2 separate regions of the Homo sapiens genome follow, and region 1 is linked to region 2. A link is an interaction called in ENCODE POLR2A ChIA-PET data of the cell type or tissue named here. Cell type or tissue: Panc1. All regions are shown on one strand. Links, peaks and the distances in the headings refer to the core of each region. The heading gives the core; the rest is flanking DNA.

Region 1 (5,380 bases), core at 244-5,243, 420 kb before region 2:
GTATGTGAAAATGTGACCATGTTTTATATGTATATATGGGTCTGCAAAGTGCTTATATGTCTACCTAGGCTGTGTCTGTGGTAAAAAAAAAGTGAGGTTTAATTTTATGTATGTGTGTAAAATGGTGTGTACACTACATGTGCATATGGATAGTGGTCTAGTTTATATATTTGAGGCATGTATTAATATTATATTCACATTCATATTTATGTGCGAATGTTTATATGTATTTATATGTCTGTATCTTAGGTTGCATCTTTTTGAACTACTTATTTTTATATTTCTTTGTATTTAGGGGTGGGATTGTTTCCTGAATTCAAAAAGTGTTTATTGAGAGCCTACTATGTGCAGGGTATATTCCTATGTATGTATGTGGGGTGTGCCTAAGTCTATAAATATGCTTGGAAGGTACACATGCCCTTATGTATATGCCATCAAGTTCATTAAATGCTTAAGTGTATACTGATATCCTCACCTATCTAATTTTTTTTTTTTTTTTTGAGATGGAGTCTTGCACTGTCGCCTGGGCTAGAGTGCAATGGCACGATCTTGGCTCACTGCAACCTCCGCCTCCCAGGTTCAAGAGATTCTCCTGCCTCAGCCTCCCAAGTAGCTGGGATTACAGGCACCTGCCACCACACTCGGCTAAGTTTTTGTATTTTCAGTAGAAACGGGGCTTCACTGTGTTGGCCAGGCTGTTTTCAAACTCCTGACCTCATGATCCACCCGCCTTGGCCTCCCAAAGTGCTGGGATTATAGGCGTGAGCAACCGCGCCTGGCTACCTATCTAATTTTTAAATCCTCTATTAAATGTCATCACTGTAATCTCTTCCTAATTATTTTTTGGAAGAAGCAGGAGATAACTAAAAAGATTGAGTATGAGCATGTGTATGCATCTAATGCAGGTATGTCTGTGTGACGTAAGATTGTGCCCTCTTTATTTTTTCATTTATTTTCATTTTCGACCTCCTGCTAGATCTTTGTGCCATCTCACTCTAAGCACTTCTTGCTCCCTTACAGCTTGGAAAAATACCTAAGACACTCATTCACCACTATGAATGAATGCCTTGTTTTCTCTTCCTGGTGTGTCCAACCCAGGAAGAAAGGATGAGAGACAGTTAACAACTGATATTAAGCTCTAGCTGTCTAAGAAAATTTTTCTTTTTGCCTCTCCCTGGCCCTATCTTGTCTATCCTTCAACCAGTTCTCCTAATCCCTCGAAAGAGAGACACAGGTTTTCTTTTCCCCAGAGAAACCAGAGGGAGAGGAAGAGAGATTTTACTCCAAGGGAATCTGCTCCCATTTTATGGGGTTTGTCAATAATGTTCCTTCATTAAGATAGCATCTCAGAATGAAAGAGGCCTCTGCTCTTCGTGAAAAGAGTTGTTTTTTCTTAAGGGGGGAGTGTAGGGGGCATTAAATAAACCTGTTTGTTAAAAAAGTACCTTTGCAGCAGGAAATGTGTTATTATTGTAATTGTCTGATGCTAATTATACTTATTACTATAATAACCATTTTGTTGTAACAAATGATGTAATCCTCTTCATTTCTGTCACTGCCAGAGGCAGAAGTGAGTGGAGTGTCTATAGCAAGAGGGGGTACTGGGGGGTGTTCTTGGTGGGGAGGTGCAGTCAGGCCTAGTGAAGGTGGGGAGCATGTGCTGGTGGCTGGCTTTGCTGCTGAGGAGGTGGGAGATGCAGGGCAGAAGATACCTAGACTGTTTCACTCCCCAAGCCTGCTTTTCTCTGGAACTCCGTTCTAGGGCCTTTCCTGAAAGCATTTACTCATTCAGTCAGACCTCCGTTTATTAACTCAACAAGCACTCATTTAGTACCTGCTGTGTTCCATATGTTAGAGTCAGCCCTAGTGATATAGAGTAAACCAGATAGGATTTTTACTGCTGAGATGTTCACAGTCTAGTGGTGGAAAGTGTTTGTAAGCTTGCAAACATTATTTTCAGTGCACTAGAATAAGTGTGGTATAGAGTATTTAGAGTGCTATGAGTATATGCATAGAAGAGGTGACTTATTCTGGGTACAGAAGCCTGAAAAGCTGGATCTTTTGGAGGAACACTAGGAGTTTGCAGCACAGAGAAGGGAGTTAGCATGTCCAGGGAGAAGGAACTATATTACTAAAGGTATGGAGGCATGATAAAGGCTATTTGTTTTTGTTAATATTAATAATAATTAAAAAATGATAAAAATAGCTCATATTCATATCATACACTGTTCTAGGAACTTGCATGTGTTGATTCACTTAATCTTCACAACAATGCTATGTAGTTGCTCTGTAGTGAAAATTAAGTGATCAATAGATGCAAAGTGCTTAGAACAGTGCCTGATATGAATAAGCTATTTTTATTATTGTTTTGTTATTACTATTTAACATATGCAAAAACAGAGACTTAGGTTGAGTAACTTGCCCTGTTTCACATATACAGTAAGCAACAGAGCTTAGGTTTGAATCCCAGTTCTGAGTAGAGCTCCAGTTTTCAGCCACTCTTGTAGTTAGGATATGGAGTGCATGCTAGGGAGGGGTGGTAATTTGTAATGAGACTGCCAAATAGTTTGGGGCTAGAGTGTAAATGGCCTTGTATACCATTAGAGGTTTTTAAACAGAGGAGTAACAAGATAGGACCTGCATTTTAGAAAGGCAATTCCCCAAAACTAGGACTGTGTGGACAACAGGCCCACTGGATCTTCCCATCTCAAAGTGAAGCTGAGGGTTCAGCTTCTAAAATAGCCAGCTCTTGGTCATCGCATTCAGCTCCACAGTTGATCCAGCCAACTGAGCTGCAGAGCTGCTCTAGCTGGCTGCCTATGAGAAGTGGAAGGAAAGAGAATTGGAGCAACTATCAGGTTAATAAACTCTGTGGAGAGAGCCAAACCAAATTTCCAAGGCCCCACGATTAGTTTGTCTAAATGAAGCACAACAACATAATGCTGATAGGCCTGACTTCCTTTAGTGTTAATGGACCTTACAGATCTTCTCTAACTTCTGGGCTGTGGCCTTGTCTGTCTTGTTTACCACAATATCTCTAGTACCAGCAGAGGGCCTGCCAATGGTACATGTTGATAAATCTATGATATGAATGACCAGTCACTTGTCCTGGAGCTCTGGGTACCCCAAGCTTGGCTGAATGCTCCCACAATTGAGTCATTATTAATTAAAGAAGTAGGCCAGGCACGGTGGCCCACACCTGTAATCCCAGCACGTTGGGAGGCCGAGGTGGGTGGATCACGAGGTCAAGAGATCGAGACCATCCTGGCCAACATGGTGAAACCCCATCTCTACTAAAAATACAAAAATTAGCTGGGCATGGTGGCATGTGCCTGTAGTCCCAGGTACCTGGGAGGCTGAGGCAGAAGAATTGCTTGAACCCGGGAGGCAGAGGTTGCAGTGAGCTGAGATTGCGCCACTGCACTCCAGCTTGGTGATAGAGCGAGACTCCGTCTCAAAAAAAAAAAAAAATTCCTCCTGTTGTCAGTGCCCTTCTCTCCATTCCACCACACACACACAAACATATATTCTCCCCACTTATCACTTCGAGGTCTGTCTTTTCACCATAAAGGAGTGCATCAAAGATAATATTAATAATGGCTAGTAGTCACTGAATGCCTACCAGTGCCAGGCATTGTTCTAAGCCTTTCATGTGTTAACTAAGGTCTTACAGCAATTGGATGAGGAGATACTATTATCATTCCCGCTTTATAGATCAGGAAACTGAGCTATGAAGAAGTCAAATAACTTGCTCAAGGTCACACAGCTGTTAACTAGTAAACCCTTATCCTCTTCATTAATGCATTGAAATATTAATAAGCATGCAAATCAGCTGAAGCCTTGTTAAAGTGCATATTCTGATTCAGTGACTCTATAGTGGGGTCTGAAAATTCTGCATGTTTAGTAAGCCTCCAAGTGATGCCAATGCTCTCCGTCCATGAGTACATCTTGCTCAGTGAGGCTCTGTAGTGTGTTTGCAAGCTCTTTGTACCAACCATTTTCTGACTCCTGTTGTCATTAGCTATCAGAGTTATTTCCTGACTTGATATGACATTTGTTTAAAAGAAGAAACTGACACCTATGGTGTCATGGTATACAAGGCCATTTACACTATGGCCACTGGCCAGTTATTTTGAATGAATGTCTTTGGTGCAAAGAACTGATCCTAAGCAAAGGGAGGGCGGCTCTAGTCTTAATGGCTTTGAGCCCAGCTCATACTGCAGGCCCTGATCATGTCTACTGGTTGATGGCCACTGGGGGAGTCTCCCCTACTTTTATTCCATTGAGGCCACTAATTGAATTAGCCCTAGGTATTTAGGGTGAAGGTGTCCTCACTTCAAGGCTCCCGTGATAGACCATTGATTAGCTGTGCCTCTGGAATTCCCAAGCTCAAATGTCTGGAATTCTTTGCTCCTTCCAAATGCAGAGTTAGTAAGAGAAGGTAGGAAGACATATGAGGGCAAAGCTCCATGAAAAGAGTAGATTAATACATTTACTAACAAGTATATTTGAGGCCCTGATATTACAATGAAATTATTTTATCCTAACCCCCAGGTCTCAGGTGAGCTGCAGGAATAATGGAGTCAACTCTCATTCAATGTCTTTTCCTAATCAAGACTGCCTTCTCCTTTATTCCCCAGCAAGGTGTACTTATGAGACATAATTTCTAAGACAATTCTGAAGGTAGATGCACATTTTTGGAACATTAAAAAAAAGCCTACATTAAAAAGTCCCAAATAAATAATTTTCATTTTTTAAAAACTGACTTGACAAGAACTGTGTCACAGCCCTCCCACGTTAGCCCAGAAAACTTGGAGTTGACCACAACCATTCTGATGGGAAGCTGCATCTCTAAGGTCCTTTCTCACTTTAAGATTCTCTGATTCCATTCCAATCAGGTCTAGGGCTCTGGTACTCAAGAGAAGCTGTTAAGACCCCTGGGGGCAGTCATAGCTCCCAGACAGCTTGGGTTTTCTCTTGGAAAAACTTTAGGCAGTTCAACTCTTAGAGAGAAGGAACTCCCAGTGGGGGAAGTACAGAGCTTGGTATTGTGGGGTTTCTCTCCTCCTTTCCATTTCTTCTTGTCCCACGGCTATCCTTACAATCAAGAGCAGTGTCATTACCTGTCCAGCTAGCACTAGCCACCTGAGTGAGTGTTTAATCTTCAGACCCTTCCTCATTTCTCCCATTGAAGTTAAAAAAAGCAAAACAAAACAACTAGGTTTTAAATTTTAAAGTACCTATTATGAATAACACATTGGTCTAGTTGCTATGGAATGTACAAAAATGAATGAGATGTAACATTTTTTTAAGACAGGGAAAATGGCATGTGAAGATGAAGGCAAGGGCCCAGGTAATGTGTTTACAAGCCAAGGAACAC
Region 2 (5,380 bases), core at 296-5,295:
AAAGGAAGCTTACCTCTCTCTTTTTTTTAGATTTGATGTCATCGGCACTGTTTGAGAAATTGGATTTCCTCTTGTTACTTTCTGACTTCTCCCTGGGTTTATTATTTTCACCCTCCTTCATCTTCTTATACTTTTTCATAAATTCAGAAATTAGCTCAGGGCAATCCAAGTTTTTCTCAGGTTCCCAAGTATTGTGCTCCCTGGGTAAGAAAAATGGGAAAATTAAAAAAAAAAGGGGGGGGTAAAGAATGAGGAAAAAAATCCAATGCCTTATTTCAAAGAGGACATTCGGACAAAAAGGACAGAGAAACCCTATGCTTTAAAGAAGATAACAAATTTGATCCTAGATTTCTACCCAGGAAAAATGAAAAAAAAAAAAAAGCCCACACAAAGACTTATTTACAATTGTTTACAGCAGCATTTTAATAGCCAAAAACAGAAAACAAATTCAAATGTTCATCAATGGATGGTGACATGGAAAAACAAAATGTGGTATATCCATACAAAGGAATATTATCCAACAACAATAAGCAAAATATTAAAACATGCTACAACTTGGAAGAACCCCAAAAACATTATACTAAGTGAAAGAAATAAGACACAAGATACTACATACTAATTCCATTTACATGAAATGTCTGGGAAAGACAAATTTATAGAGACAGAAAGCAGATCAGCCGGGCACGGTGGCTCACACCTGTAATCCCAGCACTCTGGGAGGCCGAGGCAGGCAGATCACTTGAGGTCAGGAGTTTGAGACCAGCCTGGCCAACACAGTGAAACCGTGTCTCTACTAAAATTACAAAAATTAGCTTGGTGTGGTGGTACACATCTGTAGTCCCAGCTACTCGGGAGGCTGAGGCAGGAGAATTGCTTGAGCCCGGGAAGGGGAGGTTGCAGTGAGCTGAGATTGTGCCACTCCTGCCTGGGCGAAAAAGCCAGACTCTGTCTCAAAAAAAAAAAAAAAAAAAAAAGCAGATCAGTGAATGCCTGGGGCTGAGGGAGGGAGTTGTAATTAACTACAAATGGGAATCAAGAGAATTTTGGGGGACACAAAAATGTTCTGAAACTGGATCATAGTGGTGGTTGCATAGCTCTATAAATTTATTCCAAATCATTTAATTGGAGCCAGGCACAGTGGCTAACGCCTGTAATCCCAGCACTTTGAGAGGCACTCAGGAGTTCGAGACCAGCCTGGTCAATATTGCAAAACCCTGTCTCCACTAAAAATACAAAAATTAGCTGGGCTTGGTGGTGCACACCTGCAGTCCCAGCTACGCAGGAGGCTAGGGCATGAGAACTGCTTGAATCTGGGAGGCTGCGGTTGTAGTGAGCCAAGACTGCACCACTGCATTCCAGTCTGGGCAACAGACTGAGACTCTATCTCAAAAAAAAACAATAATAATAATTTAATTGGGCTGGGCGCAGTGACTCACGCCTGTAATCTCAGCACTTTGGGAGGCTAAGGTGAGCAGATCACTTGAGCCCAACAGTTCAAAGACCAGCCTAAGCAACATAGCAAGACTCCTGTCTCCACAGAAGATTTAAAAATTACTCAGGCATGGTGGCTTGCACCTGTAGTCCTAGCTACTTGGGAGGCTGAAATGAGAGGATCCCTTGAGCCCAGAAGGTTGAGGCTGCAGTGAACCGTGATTGCACCACTGCACTCCCACCTGGGTAACAGAGTGAGATACCATCTCAAAAAAAAAAAAAAAAAAAAAAATCACTGAATTGTACAATTTTTTTTTTTTTTGAGATGGAGTCTCACTCTGTCTTGCAGGCTGGAGTGCAGTGGTGTGATATCGGCTCGCTGCAACCTGTCTCCTGGGTTCAAGCCATTCTTCGGCCTCAGCCTCCCCGGTAACTAGGATTACAGGCATGCGCCACCAATTTTTGTATTTTTAGTAGAGACGGGGTTTCACCATGTTGGCCAGGCTGGTCTCGAACTCCTGACCTCAAGTGATCCGCCTGCTTCGGCCACTCAAAGTGCTGGAATTATGGATGTGAGCCACCGCATCTAGCCTGAATTGTACAATTTCAATGGGTGAATGTTATGGTGTTTAAATAATACCTCGATAAAGCTATTTAAAAACCCAAAATTCAGCCAGGCACGGTGGCTCATGCGTGTAATCCCAGTACTTTGGGAGGCTGAAGCAGTCGGGCATGGTGGCACCTGCCTGTAATCCTAGCTACTCAGGAGGCTGAGGAGGGAGGATCACTTGAACCCGGGAGGCAGGAGGTTGTGGTGAGCTGAGTTCGAGCTATTGCACTCCAGCCTGGGCAACAAGAGTGAAACTCCATCTCAAAAAAAAAAAAAAAAAAAAAAGGTTTATTTAGATGGGAATGATTTGAACACATGCCATAATAACCTGACTCAAGTAGAAAGCAGAAAGACGGAAAAATCTGAGCTATTTACTCTTGACCTAAACAACTTTCTACAAAAGGAACATAATATTGAGACAAAATTTATTTCTAAATCATTTGAGCTAATATGGGAAAGTTTCTCCTTTATATCCCTTCTCTCAGCAGAAAAAAAATTCCTCGGCCGGGCACGGTGGCTCAAGTCTCTAATCCCAGCACTTTGGGAAGCAGAAGCAGGTGGATCACCTGAGGTCAGGAGGTCGAGACCATCCTGGCCAACACAGTGAAACCCCATCTCTAATAAAAATACAAAATTTAGAAGGGCGTGGTGGCGGGCGCCTGTAATCCCATCTACTCAGGAGGCTGAGGCAGGAGAATCGTTTGAACCCGGGAGAAGGAGGTTGCAGTGAGCCAAGATCACGCCATTGCACACCAGCCTGGGCAATAAGAGCAAAACTCTTGTCTCAAAAAAAGAAAAGAAGTCAAGAAAAAAAATTCCTCACACAGTAACTTTCCCCAAAACCCACAGACCATATAGTTTACCATCCCAGAGGAAATTAACATACCAATATCAAAAGGTGTACCAAGACTATTACACAAGCCGAATACACTTGGGGGTTGGGAAGAATCTGTTGATAGCTAGAAAAGCCAGTCCTATAATGCGATTATCCCTTTTCCTAACACTTTGGTACTGCTGCTTCTACTTCAGTTTCCACCCAAAAGACAACATAGTATGATTTAAAAAGAGCCTGGGTTGGCCAGGAATAGTGATTCACACCTATAATCCCAGCACTTCAAGAGGCCAAGGCAGGCAGATCGCTTGAACCCAAGAGAGCGAGACCAGCCTGGGTAACACAGTGAGACCCTGTCTCTATTTTGAAGATAAAAAAGCAGGGCGTGGTGGCTCACGCCTGTAATCCCAACACTTTGGGAGGCTGAGGTGGGCGAATCACAAGGTCAGGAGTTCGAGACCAGCCTGGCCAACATGGTGAAATGCTGTCTCTACTAAAAATACAAAAAGTTAGCTGGGCGTGGTGGCAGGCACCTGTAATCCCAGCTACTCGGGAGGCTGAGGCAGGAGAATCGCTTGAACCCGGGAGGCGGAGGTTGCAGTGAGCTGAGATCGCGCCACTGAGCTCCAGCGTGGGCGATAGTGAGAGACTCTGTCTCAAAAAAAAAAAAAAAAAAAGATAAAAATATGTAAAAATTTAAATTAAAAAAAGAATTAAAGTTTTGAAAGAGGCAAGGGTCTTGCTATGTTAACCAGACAGGAGTGCAGTGGCTATTCACAGGTACGATCCTACTAATGCTCAAAATGGGAGTTCTGACCTGCTCTGGTTCACTCCTACTTAGGCAACCTGGTGGTCCCTCACTCCTGGGAGGTCACTATATTGATGCCAAACTTAATGCAGACACCTGATCGGTTTAGTGCACTACAGCCCAAAACTCCTGGACTCAAGCAATCCTCCCACTTCAACCTCCCTAGTAGCTGGGACCACGGGTACATACCACCATGCCTGGACTCTAAATGCTTTTGTGAGAATCGAAGAGAGCACAAGAGGTAGAATTTGATCACTGTCTAGCACAAAGTAGGCATTTAGTTATAGACAATGCTGATTTGTTCCAGTCTTTTATGAAATCCAGGGCATTTCTGAAAAAGGACCAATGTTTACTTTGTCTACCCCAAACCTTACCTTTTCCCCTTTCATCTATGGTAAGGTACCAGTAGCTCAATGACAGAGAAAGAGTTTCAAGTATCTTTCAAACACCCAAATATTTCCAGTGGAAATGGGCCCAATAAACATCTTCAAAATCTTCTGGTGTTACTTTAGTTCCTATCTGTTAGTGCTCTAGAGGTCTCTCAAACTTTAACAGTTCTCATCTCTAGTGGAAGCTGTGATACCACTCCTCTCTACAAACAGAGGGCATCTTCTGATTGTTGTGCTACCCATACTTGCACTCTGGGTGCTAGAGATGCTAAGCATCCTGCAATGCATGAATGATCCCACCTACAACGCCAATAATTCTCCAGATGAGAAACCTTGAGTCATGTAATGAAATAACCTCCAGTATGTTTCAAAGGTTCTTGACACATAGCCTTTATCCAAAAGTATTGGTAAACCACTGTATCTTTTAGTGTATTTAGGTCCTAGACTGCAGGAGCTGTGCCATCCAATATGGTAACCACTAGCCACATGTGCCTATTTGAAATGCAGCTAGTTTGAATGGAGATGCACTATAAAGTATAAAATACATCCCAGATTTTCAAGTCTTAGCACACACACACACACAAATTTCATTAATAACTTTTGTACTGATTAACGCTGAAATAGTATTTTTCACGTATTAGGTTAAATAAAATATTATTAAAATTAATTTCACAGCCAGGCACGGTGGCTCACGGCTGTAATCCCAGCACTTTGGGAGGCCAAGGCAGGTGGCTCACTTGAGCCTGGAAGTTCGAGACCAGCCTGAGTAACATGACAAAACCCTGCCTCTACTAAAAACACAGTCACCCAGGCTGGAGTGCAGTGGCGCAATCTTGGCTCACTGCAACCTCCGCCTCCTAGGTTCAAGTGATTCTCCTACCTCAGCCTCTGGAGTAGCTGGGATTACAGGGACCTGCCACCACACTTAATTTTTTTATTTTTAGTAGATGGAGTTTCACCATGTTGGCCAGGCTGGTCTCAAACTCCTGACCTCAGGTGATCCACCCGCCTCAGCCTCCCAAAGTGCTGAGATTAGAGTGCAAGCCACCACGCCTGGCCTTATAAGCACTACTGCTTATCCTTATTTCACTGAGGAGATAAAATGATTAAGGAAATTAGCCAAGGCCATCCAGTTTGTATCATAAGTGGTGGAGTTAGAATCTAGACCCAAGCAATCTGACTCTCGAGTCTGTGCTCCTAACCAATTCATTATACTGCCTTTCAAAAGCAGTATCATTAGAACGTAAGCTCCACAAGCGGAGAGATTTTGTTTTCTTTACTGCTGTGTCTTCTAACTCTTAGGAAGAGTG

Evidence for each region. ChIA-PET counts read pairs that join two places held together with the same protein. Peaks named below come from ENCODE experiments on the same cell type or tissue, not always from the same donor. Only the 100,000 strongest peaks of a DNase experiment are listed, where the experiment ranks them.
Region 1: POLR2A ChIA-PET joins it to region 2 with 6 read pairs; 1 of 35 experiments calls an interaction of 5 or more read pairs at or near these places.

Annotation. Positions count from the first base shown.
Region 1 is chr12:53,827,789-53,833,168 of GRCh38, forward strand. The region is part of intron 1 of LOC105378250 (a long non-coding RNA gene); the gene reads left to right. Among named protein-coding and RNA genes, the nearest start is that of CISTR, 78 kb to the left of the region's middle. In Panc1, for the core only: CTCF peaks have their summits at 1,593, 3,001 and 3,203; no DNase peak of the experiment used is centred there; H3K4me3 peaks cover 727 bases; H3K27ac peaks cover 4,833 bases.
Region 2 is chr12:54,252,028-54,257,407 of GRCh38, forward strand. It overlaps CBX5 (chromobox 5), which reads right to left. Exons shown (of 5, transcript NM_012117.3): 3 at 14-200. It also overlaps the pseudogene RN7SL390P. Among named protein-coding and RNA genes, the nearest start is that of SCAT2, 7.9 kb to the right of the region's middle. RefSeq lists an enhancer at 4,436-5,097. In Panc1, for the core only: no CTCF peak of the experiment used is centred there; no DNase peak of the experiment used is centred there; H3K27ac peaks cover 2,750 bases.